2 separate regions of the Homo sapiens genome follow, and region 1 is linked to region 2. The links are chromatin contacts, found by Hi-C or POLR2A ChIA-PET in ENCODE. All regions are on one chromosome and are shown on one strand. The core of a region is the stretch at or near the end of the contact, and the rest is flanking DNA. Distances in the headings are between cores, read along the strand shown. Region 1 holds the start of SDHA (succinate dehydrogenase complex flavoprotein subunit A). Region 2 holds the start of BRD9 (bromodomain containing 9).

Region 1 (4,847 bases), core at 1,316-3,815, 670 kb before region 2:
TGTATCGCTACAACTAGAGGGCAGTTTTGCCTTTCTTCCATTCAATTATTCAGTTTCTCATGTTCCTAAGTGCCAGCCCAGAACCATGGAATGTGAAGAAACACAAAACTCACTCCTCTGCATCAGTGAATTGATTGTGTGGTGGGGATGTAAGTCTGCATATGACCGGCAGGTCCCCAAAGTGGTGCCAAGTCAATCTAAACTAGAGAGAATTTTTCTGGCCAGGCCAAGCAGAGATTTCATGGATGAAGTCTCCCAAAGACTGATTTCCTAAACATTAAACATCACTGGTTTTCCAAAACTGGTTTTCTTTTTTTTTTTTTTTAACCCTGTTGCTCGGGCTGGAGGGCAAGTGGTGCCATCTCCACTCACTGCAGCCTCGACCTCCCAGGCTCCACTGATCTTCCCACCTCAGCCTCCTGAGTAGCTGGGACTACAGGTGTGCACCGTCACGACTTGCTAATTTTTGTATTTTTTTGTAGAGACGGGGTTTTGCTGTGTTGCTCAGGCTGGTCACTCGATCTGCCCACCTGGGCCTCGCAGAGTGCTGGGGTTACAGGTATGAGCCACCACGCCCAGCCCACTGGTTTCCTTTACACCCGTTTTGTTCCCCAGCAGTCCTTATGAGGGCACCTGAAATAAGGAACCTCCTCCCCGACTTGAGAGCAGCAAAGCCTTCAGAGGGAACTAAGTTATTAAAACCCACCCCACACAAAATGCTTCTAAACGCCTTGGCTGACTTAATCCTTGCAGTGTGCTGAGGTTAAGTATGATTATCCATCTCCTGTGAACAGGAAGACTGAGGCTCAGAGCTTAAGTGATTTGCCCACGGTTCACTGCAGGGGATAAAACTCGGCTGTCCCTGGCAGGTCCCAAAGTCACGGCCTTCAGGCTCCCACACCATGCTGCCTCCCTCACCGGGGCTCCACACTCTCAGCCTGGAAAACACGAATTTTAAGAAAACCATGACTTACGAAAAGCAGCCAATCCCAGCATTGGAACCAACAGGGCATAATTCCACCTGCTTCCATCACCACCATCCGCCCTGGAATTAGGCCGGATATTCCAATTTGGGGGATCATTTAGGTTATTCATGGAGATATACCTTGAAGTAAAGAATAAAAACGTTAACTACTTTTATTCAAGAAATTTTTCTTCAGTTTTAACTATGTGCTTGCTGCACAGCACTGAGGCCCTACGGGATTCAAAGAAGAAAAAAACTAGACCAGAGCCGGGCATGGTGGCGGGCACCTGTAGTCCCAGCTACTCGGGAGGCTGAGGCAGGAGAATCGCTTGAACCTGGGAGGTGGAGGTTGCAGTGAGTCGAGGTCGCGCCACTGCACTCCAGCCTGGTGACAGAACGAGACTCCGTCCCCCCCAAAAAAAAAGAAAAAGAAAAAGGAAAAAAAAAACAAGAACTTAAGATGAAAGCGACTCACAATCTGGTTGGGGAAAGTGGAGAAAACAGACATGTCTTAAGCATCTGAAGTGCAGGTAGAATCAGGTAAGTTCTCTGGTACAAATATGTTTAAATGTATGGCTGCTGCGATGGTTAATTTTGTTTGTCAACTTGACGGCATCATGAGGTGCTCAGATACATGGTTAAGCATTATTTCTGGGCGTGTCTGTAAGGGTGTTTTTGGATGAGATTAGCAATTGAACCTTTAAACCAATTCCTCACGTCTCCCTTCTATTTGTTGTGTCTCTGGAGAACCCTCATACAGTTGTATCAAAGATACAGAATCAACTCGATAAAAGTGGGCTCACACCGGACACTTTCATATGAGCTAGGGTTTGAAGAGTGAGCAGCATTTTGACAGGCAGAGAAAGAAGGAAAGGGTCTTCTGATCAGAAGGAAGACTGTGAGGAAGGCAGGGAGGGGTGATGTGGGGAAGGTGCAAACAGTGCTAGAAGCTTCTGAGGCCTCCTCGTGGTGGTGATGAATGCAGAGATTACAGAGTTCTCTGCTTCGGGCTCAGCATGCACCCTCCATAGCTAGGCTGGGGGCTAACGTTAGTAAGAATTTACTGATTTACTGAGTACCTACACGAAGTTTCACATTTTCACAAAGTAGAGTCACTTTAAGTTTGTTTACATGTGACCTCCACAAACACACACAATTACAAAATAGTTTAGTTAATCAAGGGATGTATAATAAACAAGAGGTCGGAGGCCCCGGGCCGCTCCCGCCCACCTCCGCGGACGAGCGCCCCCCTCCGACCCCATTCCCTGCGGTCTGGGCGTTCAGGCCCTTCGGTCTGGGCGATCCCGGAGAACCACCCACGGGGCTTTAAAAATGTTGGTGCCCACCACCTCCCCGGAACAGGGCCCGCTCTACCTCGGTCGGGGAGCGCGGGACCTCAGCGTTCCCTTAACGCCACCGTCCGCGGGTCCGCTTTGCGCAGGCGCGGCGCCCCCACTCAGTACCCGCTCCGGGCGTGGCATGGTGCGCAGGCGCGATGTCCCCCACTGCAGCCCCGCTCGACTCCGGCGTGGTGCGCAGGCGCGGTATCCCCCCTCCCCCGCCAGCTCGACCCCGGTGTGGTGCGCAGGCGCAGTCTGCGCAGGGACTGGCGGGACTGCGCGGCGGCAACAGCAGACATGTCGGGGGTCCGGGGCCTGTCGCGGCTGCTGAGCGCTCGGCGCCTGGCGCTGGCCAAGGCGGTGAGTCCGTGCCGCGGACCGGGGCGGGGCAGGCGGGGGCCGAGGCGGCGGTAGGAGCGGGACGGTCCCCAGCGGGTCCGAGCGGAGCGGGCGCCGGGTCCCTGCGCCCTCTGTCCCGGGATCGGGAAGGGGCTGAGAGAGCCCTGGGCCGGTGCGAGGGGAAGCCGCGGGGCGGACTCGGGGACCCGGGGAGCTCGGTCCTTAGTAGATAGTCCGCGTCCGGGTGAAGGTCACAACCCCGCGGGCTTGCTGGGCGTCCCCTCCGCCGCCTTGGTCCGGGCCTGGGGTCCTGGGACCCCGCGGGCTGAGGTAGCCCCTCGCCTCAGTGCCTGGCAGGTGGACTCGGGGAGGAGTCGTGTCTGCCCAAGGTCACCCGGGCGGATAGCGGCCGGTGGCCGCCCTGGCTGGGCTGGGCCTCTGCCGCCCTCTGTGCGGGTTGTCCTGAGGAGCAGCCCGCAGCCCGTGGGTGGGGCCGGCGGGGCGGGTGAGACCGCCCGGGTGGGTGCGAGGAGTGGCCGGGCTCGGCCCGGTGGGCGTCCGGTGGGAAGCGTGGCGCGCCCGAGCTTAGGCTTGCAGTTCGCCTTTCCAGAAAGCGCAAATCTGTCCATGTCCACTTCGAGACCTTGTAAGTTAAGGGCTTCTACTTTGGGTCGTGTTTGGTGGTCCTTATGCCACCAAAAATGTGCCAGTGTTTAAAAGCAGCTGTGCCAGTTTTTAAAACTCAGGCGGAGAGCTCAGCGCACTGACCGGGCGAGGACGCCGGGACCTGTGCTTGCCTGTGCGCTGAGTGCCTCTAGGGCCGGGCTCGGCTTAGTCCAGGATGGTGGTCAGGGTTATACTTCCCTGAGCCCTTGCTCTCTGAGTGTCTGAATGTGCCCTCTACGATTGCATCTTAAGAATCGGCCTTCTAGGGTTTTATTTAATCAAGCTAAATTGGATAGGTTTAGTTGTTTGGTTCTTTTAAATGAACTTACCCACCCACCTCCTTAATTACAAAGTAATTTTAAATTGCAGAATAAAAATCTCAATAGGAACCAAGGCATTCAGCAATATTGATTTGAATTATGCCTGTAATTGTGCAATTTTCTCCTTTTTGAAATACTTATTAAAAATCTCGTTGAGTTAAATGTGAGGATTAGTCATACAGCCATCCTGCCAACATCAGAAAGCGTGTAAACCGTTCTAGTGTGTTGCTGTGGTTGGTACTGACTGAGCAGAGACCCCTGCCGCATCTTGGGCTTTTAAGAGCTGCTAGGAGGGCGTCCACAAGCAGGAAGGAAAGCCCATGGTCAGTGGGGCTTTTTAGGGGAAATGGTAGCTTGTGATTGGAGAAAAGCTAGAGCTAGTGCCTTTGTCCTCAACCCAGATGGTGCCCGGTGTTCCTTCTGCAGACTAAGACCCTGCCAGCGGCGGAGGCACCTCAGACGGGATGGCAAGATAGCAAAATTGAACCAAAATTTAGTCTTGGGTTTTGTAAAAGTCTTTTTATCTTGATGAAGTTAGCTTTTCCTACAGAAATTCTGCCTGCAAGCAGCATATTTATCGGCATTTCAGATAGGCTTTTTTTCCTGAAGAATTGGAGTTTACGAAGGAACAGCATAATCAAAAAATTAGCAGAAAAAAGAAAGAAATTCGTGATAGCCAACTGAGAAATGTGTTTGGAAAATAGATGCTGAGGATAATTTCAGTAAAGTCCAGAGAGAATTTTTTAACCTCATTTTGGCCAGTTCTGTGGTGTTTTGATCATTCTGTATTTACAACTGCTTTCAAGTGACGAACTTATCAGACTTATTTTGCTTTTGGTTTCTTTTTATGGCCCAGTGCACTGACACAGCTTGCAAACTGTTCGAAAGCAGTTTAATCAGAGGAAAAAGAAAACCAAGAAACTTCAATAGTTACTGGTTAACTGCTTACTTCAGGTGAAGTTTTTCAAATCCCTTAACATGAACATCCAATATATTGTTCTAGGACAAATTGATTTCTTTTCTTTGAATGGATTGTTCTGAATATGTTTAATGGTGTTCTAGAAATACATTATTTAGGCCATTATAGTAGTAAACCTTTGCTTTGCTTCTTGGGATAATTGTAACAACAATGGCATTCCATTCTGCATTCCTCATGATGTTTTTCCTGATTTATTTGAAAAATTGTGACTTGTTTTTTGATATGAAACCTGGATATTA
Region 2 (5,164 bases), core at 2,087-4,586:
TCACCAAGAGAAGGTGCAGGGTCTGTTTCACAGCTGACGAGGCTGGCGTGGGGAATAAGGCCTCAGAAAAGATGACACCACACCCCCCCAGACACTAGCTCTTCAGAAACGCCCCGGTTTACCTCTGAAGCTGGCGGAGGAAGTGTTCCAGGAGTTGCTGAATAGGTGTGCTCTCATTTTCGGCTGACAATTTAAGGAAAAAAAAATTGAATACAAGACTTTGGTATCCCTTCATTAGAGAGCTCCAAGTTCACAGTATCTGTCTGTCTGGTGTCTCACAGCATTTTAAGTTCCACCGAGAACTGGGGATATAAAGATACATCCGACTCAGCCTTGGCTCCCACCAAGCTCAGCCGGGTAGAAAGGGCACCCCCACAGCAGGAGTCATAAAAATCTCTTGTAATAACCGGTAGCCCTTACATCAACAATATGTGGTGATCACTTAGCAATGTTTTCAGCTCATACCACTACTCTAGACAAGAAATGGACGACGGAACAAACGCTCTGGACATAAAGGTTGATCCTGAATTCACCGATTATTATTTCACTTGAGGTCCCTTAAAATTCAACAAAAAGTAAATAAATGGCCGGCGTGGTGGTGCGTGCCTGTAGTCCCAGCAACTTGGGAGGCTGAGGTGGGAGGATCGCTTGAGCCCAGGGTTATCTGAGCCCAGGAGTGAATCACGACACTGCACTCCAGCCTAGGCGACACAGCAAGACCATGTTTCAAAAATAAATTAAAAAAAGAAAGTGCCTGAAGAGCCAAATGACCACAGGAGCTCAGAAGGCCACCAGCTTTCCAGAACTTTCCTTCAGTGGAGCCAGCAGGCCTCAGACAGTTTCTGACGGCCTGAATGATCGCAGCACTAGCCTCCCCACTCCCTGATGTCCCATGTCCCAAAGCCCAGCCGTCTGTTTCCCTATAATCCAGGAACCACTGGATGCTGAGAGTTGCTGGGAAGAGACACCCCTTGTCTTAGGTACAAATGCCTCATCACTGTGAGTTGTGCACAGGAAGGCTGGGGACAAAGAGAACTCAGAGGGCAAGTCCTTGTCAACTGGAAATTCCAGCCAAATGCCATCCTTCGCAGATGGTGCCCACGACAGAGATTCTACTAAAGGCCTCCAGCTTCCTTTGTCTCAGCCTATGGTCACTTTCAGCAACTTCAGACCCACCATTTGGGCCTCGAGGTCCCTTCTTCCCAAGGGGAATTACCTGCGTTTTCACTGACATGCATCTCTCTTACCAGTCTGACCCAGATGGGGCTACTGTTCCAATACTGTCTTAAGTGCAAACAAAACCAAACTTCAAGACCCAGGGCTGGCAAACTTTTTACATAAAGGCCAGACAAAAAACAGTCTAGGCTTTGCGGGTCACATACGATTGGTCTCTGTGGAGATGCCTTTTTGTTTCTTTTTATGAACGCTTAAAAAACATATAAGCCATCCTTAGCTAACAAGTTAAAAAACAAAACTGAAGGGCACCAGTGGTAACTGGCCACGCCTTGCTCTAGACATTCAGAGACACCGGAGGAAACCTCAGGCCAGAGGACACCTGGGATGAGGCCCTGGAAATACCAGCTCTCCTCCCTCCCATGCTTCTCCCCAAAGCAACAGGACACGGTGCCGACCCCTCATTTACAACGATGAGCTGTGAACACCAGGAGAGTCTCTAAAAGTGCACCCTTGCCTGGCTGTGTCCGGCACGCTCGGACTGGCCGATCTGGGGGCGGCTCCACCTCCACCTTCTTCCCAGGATCAAAGTCGTCAGCCTCTCCCTCCGTGTCACAGTGCTCCCTCTCTCGCTTCCGCTTCTTCTCTTCCTGGGCGGCAGAGTCAAGGGAGTGAGAAAGGCAGGAGTAGGCGGGATCCGGACAGGTCTGCCCAATCCCCTCGCAGTTCTCAGGGGAGGGACAGAACTAAGGGAAACCCCCTCCGAGATCCTCCTCATGCCAGGCTCCCTCCTCACAGAGACCCTGGCAGGGTCTGCTGAGGAACAGCACACCCAGGATCCTGGAACTGAGTCTGCGGGCCTCAGCGGTTCGCGTTTTGCTACCAACGGAACACCCCCTCCCCTCCTCCAGCCACGCAGGCGCACTCTGCCTGGGTCCTGGGACCAGGCTCCCCACGGGCTCCTCGTGGGCAGCGTCCGGGCCACCGCCGCTGCTCCTTTACCTTTCGCTTCCTTCTTTCCTCATCGTCCAGATGCTTCTCCTTCTCGGACTTCTTCTTCTTCTTCTTTTTCTTTTCTTTGTGCCTCTCTCGCTCATGGTCTGACCTGTCATCATAGTAACTGGAGTCGTGGCCGGATCCTGAGAGTTCAGTCACTTCACTTCCTCCGACCTTCAGGACTAGCTTTAGAGGCTTCTCCAGGGGCTTGTCGGCATAATCTGCACAGACACAGACCGAGTTCTACCCGCGTGCTCAGGTGCAAACGCCACGCAGCCAGGTGAGACGTGAAGGTGCTAAGAGGGAAAGGCCTCCCTAAGGAGTACAGCGGGGCTGCCAACCAGCAGGGAAAGACGGAAGGGAAGACCACAGTGGCGGCATGTCACTGCCTCCTTGTTCTCCCTTCCCCTCCGCAGGGAGCTTCAGGTCCCTTTCGAGCCACGGTGTCCTCACCAGAGGCCCTGTGGGATGTTGTTCACATTACTCGTTCAAGAAGATGGATTAAGAGGGACCTGGAACCCCGGAGCCCGATCTCCCTCCTAGAAACCCCCAGCACTTCGGTTCACCCTCGCCTGACTTCCTGCAGGCGCCCGTGCTGCCCGCTGACACCCATGGAGCTGCTGCGGGAGCAAGGGAGAGGGAGGGAAAGGCGGGAGAAAGGGCAGCCCAGCTTCTCCCTGAGCTCCACACAAAAGCCAGCACAGATGCTTCCCTAGTCTCCAGGACCGGGGTGAGTGGGCTTGCAGCCTCGAACCCAGAACCCTCTACCAGGAACGTAAGCGCCTACCCAGGACCCCTCACGTGTGCCCGGTTCCCTGCCCGAAATCCCAGGACCCCCTCCCGCGTGCCCAGAACCCCTCCCTCGTGGCCAGGACCTCGCCCGGTGCCCAGGACCCCCGTCCGCGTGCCCGGAACTCCTCCCCCGTGCCCGGGACCCCGCCCGCCGCGCGTCACAAAGCGCCGCCGCCTCACCCTCGTAGGACGAGCGCCACTCGGCCTTGTGCTTCTTGTGCTTCTTGCCCATGGCGGCGCCGGCGGCGGGCCCGAGGCGGGGGCTGGGAACAGCTGGCACCCGGTCGGACCTTGGCCGCCACCGCCCCCTGGCCCTGGCTGGCCGCCCGCGCTCGCTGCGCCGAGGTTGCCGAGCTCGCTGGGCCGCGCCGGAAACGGGGCGAGGCGGGGCCGCGGCAGGAAGTGGCCCTGCCGGGCCCGAGCGCTTCCGGGTCAGGAGGTGGTGCGCCTCGCGCGGCAGATTCGAAGCTAGGGCGGGGCCCGCGGGCTGAGGCAGCGGCTGTGGCGGCGACGCTGGGCGTGAGGTGGCGGCGGCCGCGCCCTGGTTGGGTCCCCACTGCTCTCGGGGGCGCCATGGACGAGGCCGTGGGCGACCTGAAGCAGGCGCTTCCCTGTGTGGCCGAGTCGCCAACGGTCCACGTGGAGGTGCATCAGCGCGGCAGCAGGTGAGCCGGACCTGTCCGACACATCCTCTGGGCACCCACCCGCCCCGACCCCAGCGCGTGCACCGAGCCCCGACCCCAGCGCACTGATTCTGATGCGACCGAACCCCAGGGTACTGATCCGGCCCGACTGGACCCGGGCGCACAGGCCGCCGGGCCCCGACCGGATCCTAGCGCAATGACGCGACCCCACCGCAGGGCACTGACCCGGCCGACCCGAGCCCTGCGCGCAGGACCCCAGCTCACAGATTGAGCCCCGACCCGACCTCAGCTCACGGACCTGGCCCTGACCCTGCCCCTGCCCCGGCTGTCCTCCAGTGCATTGATGTGGCCCTGAGTCCCACGTTGGAGAATAGGATGGCTGCGCATTACAGAGAGCTCTAGTCTCAGCCGAAAGCTGGGTGGTTATTCTTTGAGCCACTGCTTCTCAGACCCTTTAATTGTTCCCGTTCCTCACGGACTCGATGTTAAATTTTTAGGGTTCAAAGCACATCCCACTCATTTGTGACCAAGTCAGTTCATGGTATGGTGGGGCCTGTGGGCTGTGCTGCTCCCTGGAGTGGGGGGAACTCAGCGGCGGGGCCAGACCTTCACAGACCCTCCTTATGTCCACGGAGGGTGGATTGAGGTCAGGTGAGACCACCAGCCTCAGAGGGGATGCAGAGGAAGAGACCTTTCCTTTAACAGAATAGCTGTTGACTGGGTATTTTCTAGGTGCTGGAGTTCAGACACGTCAGCATAATTGCACCAGGGCCCAGAGACACCTGCACAAAGCCCCATCACAGCCTGGCGACACCTGTGTAAACACCTTAGCGCTCAGAGACACCTGTACACAGTGCCACCGCAGCCTAGAGACACCCCATGTACAACCACACCTGGGCCCAGAGACGCTAGGCATAATCACACCAGAGCACAGCTGCACCTAGAGGACAGACACCTACGTACAACTGCACCAGAGTTCATAGACACCTGCACACAACCGCACTATGCATGGTGGTCGCTGCTTGTAGGGTGCTGGGACGATTGCAAAGGGGCCACATGTCACCTGCCTGGCTCTGAGGAGCCTGTCCAGGAGGGCTCAGAGGGAGGCAGACATTGAATAGGACTTAGAGGGTGACTGCAGTTGATCAGGCCAGTAAGCTGGGACAGTGCATAGCAGGGCACAGAGGTGTGATCCGGGACCAGGTCACTGTTGTAGAAAGGGGAGGTGTTAGGAGGACTGCAGCAAGGGGGACCAAGGGAAGCCCTGGATACCAAGCTGAAAGCATTAGATTTTCTCAGCACGAATCACGGCTATTGGAGACTTGTTACAATGCAGACCCCAGGCCTGACCCCACAGCTGTGGAACTTCATTAGTAATAGTGAAAGCCAACATTATTGCGTGCTTACTATGTGCCAGGTATCGTCCTAAACACTTTGAGTGTATTAATGACTTCACAGTAGCCCAGCATAGCGAGAACTCTTACTGTTGTCCCCTTTTTCTAACTGGGAGCTGAGGCACAGCTTCTTCAGGGCACAGCTGGTAGAGGACCCACAGGCAA

What was found. Hi-C counts contacts between places; a loop is a spot of excess contacts on that map. ChIA-PET counts read pairs that join two places held with the same protein, here RNA polymerase II (POLR2A). Pooled maps may share reads with other maps.
Region 1: a pooled map shows a loop between it and region 2 (16-fold over the local background). The contact joins the promoter of SDHA here to the promoter of BRD9 in region 2. A Hi-C loop is called at or near these places in 3 of 37 single-sample maps with no recorded cell type and 14 of 50 pooled maps. POLR2A ChIA-PET finds 5 or more read pairs at or near these places in 1 of 52 experiments (MCF 10A).

The regions. Positions count from the first base shown.
Region 1 is chr5:215,755-220,601 of GRCh38, forward strand. It overlaps SDHA (succinate dehydrogenase complex flavoprotein subunit A), which reads left to right and starts at 2,566. Exons shown (of 15, transcript NM_004168.4): 1 at 2,566-2,664. The coding sequence starts at 2,602. It overlaps CCDC127 (coiled-coil domain containing 127), which reads right to left and starts at 2,399. Exons shown (of 3, transcript NM_145265.3): 1 at 2,339-2,399; 2 at 975-1,105. The coding sequence starts at 1,095. RefSeq lists silencers at 2,377-2,706, 2,937-3,176 and an enhancer at 2,576-3,384.
Region 2 is chr5:889,465-894,628 of GRCh38, forward strand. BRD9 (bromodomain containing 9) reads right to left here and starts at 3,337. Exons shown (of 16, transcript NM_023924.5): 1 at 3,142-3,337; 2 at 2,176-2,390; 3 at 1,691-1,823; 4 at 123-183. The coding sequence starts at 3,193. It overlaps TRIP13 (thyroid hormone receptor interactor 13), which reads left to right and starts at 3,420. Exons shown (of 13, transcript NM_004237.4): 1 at 3,420-3,626. The coding sequence starts at 3,535. RefSeq lists silencers at 2,678-2,896, 3,087-3,706 and an enhancer at 2,706-3,338.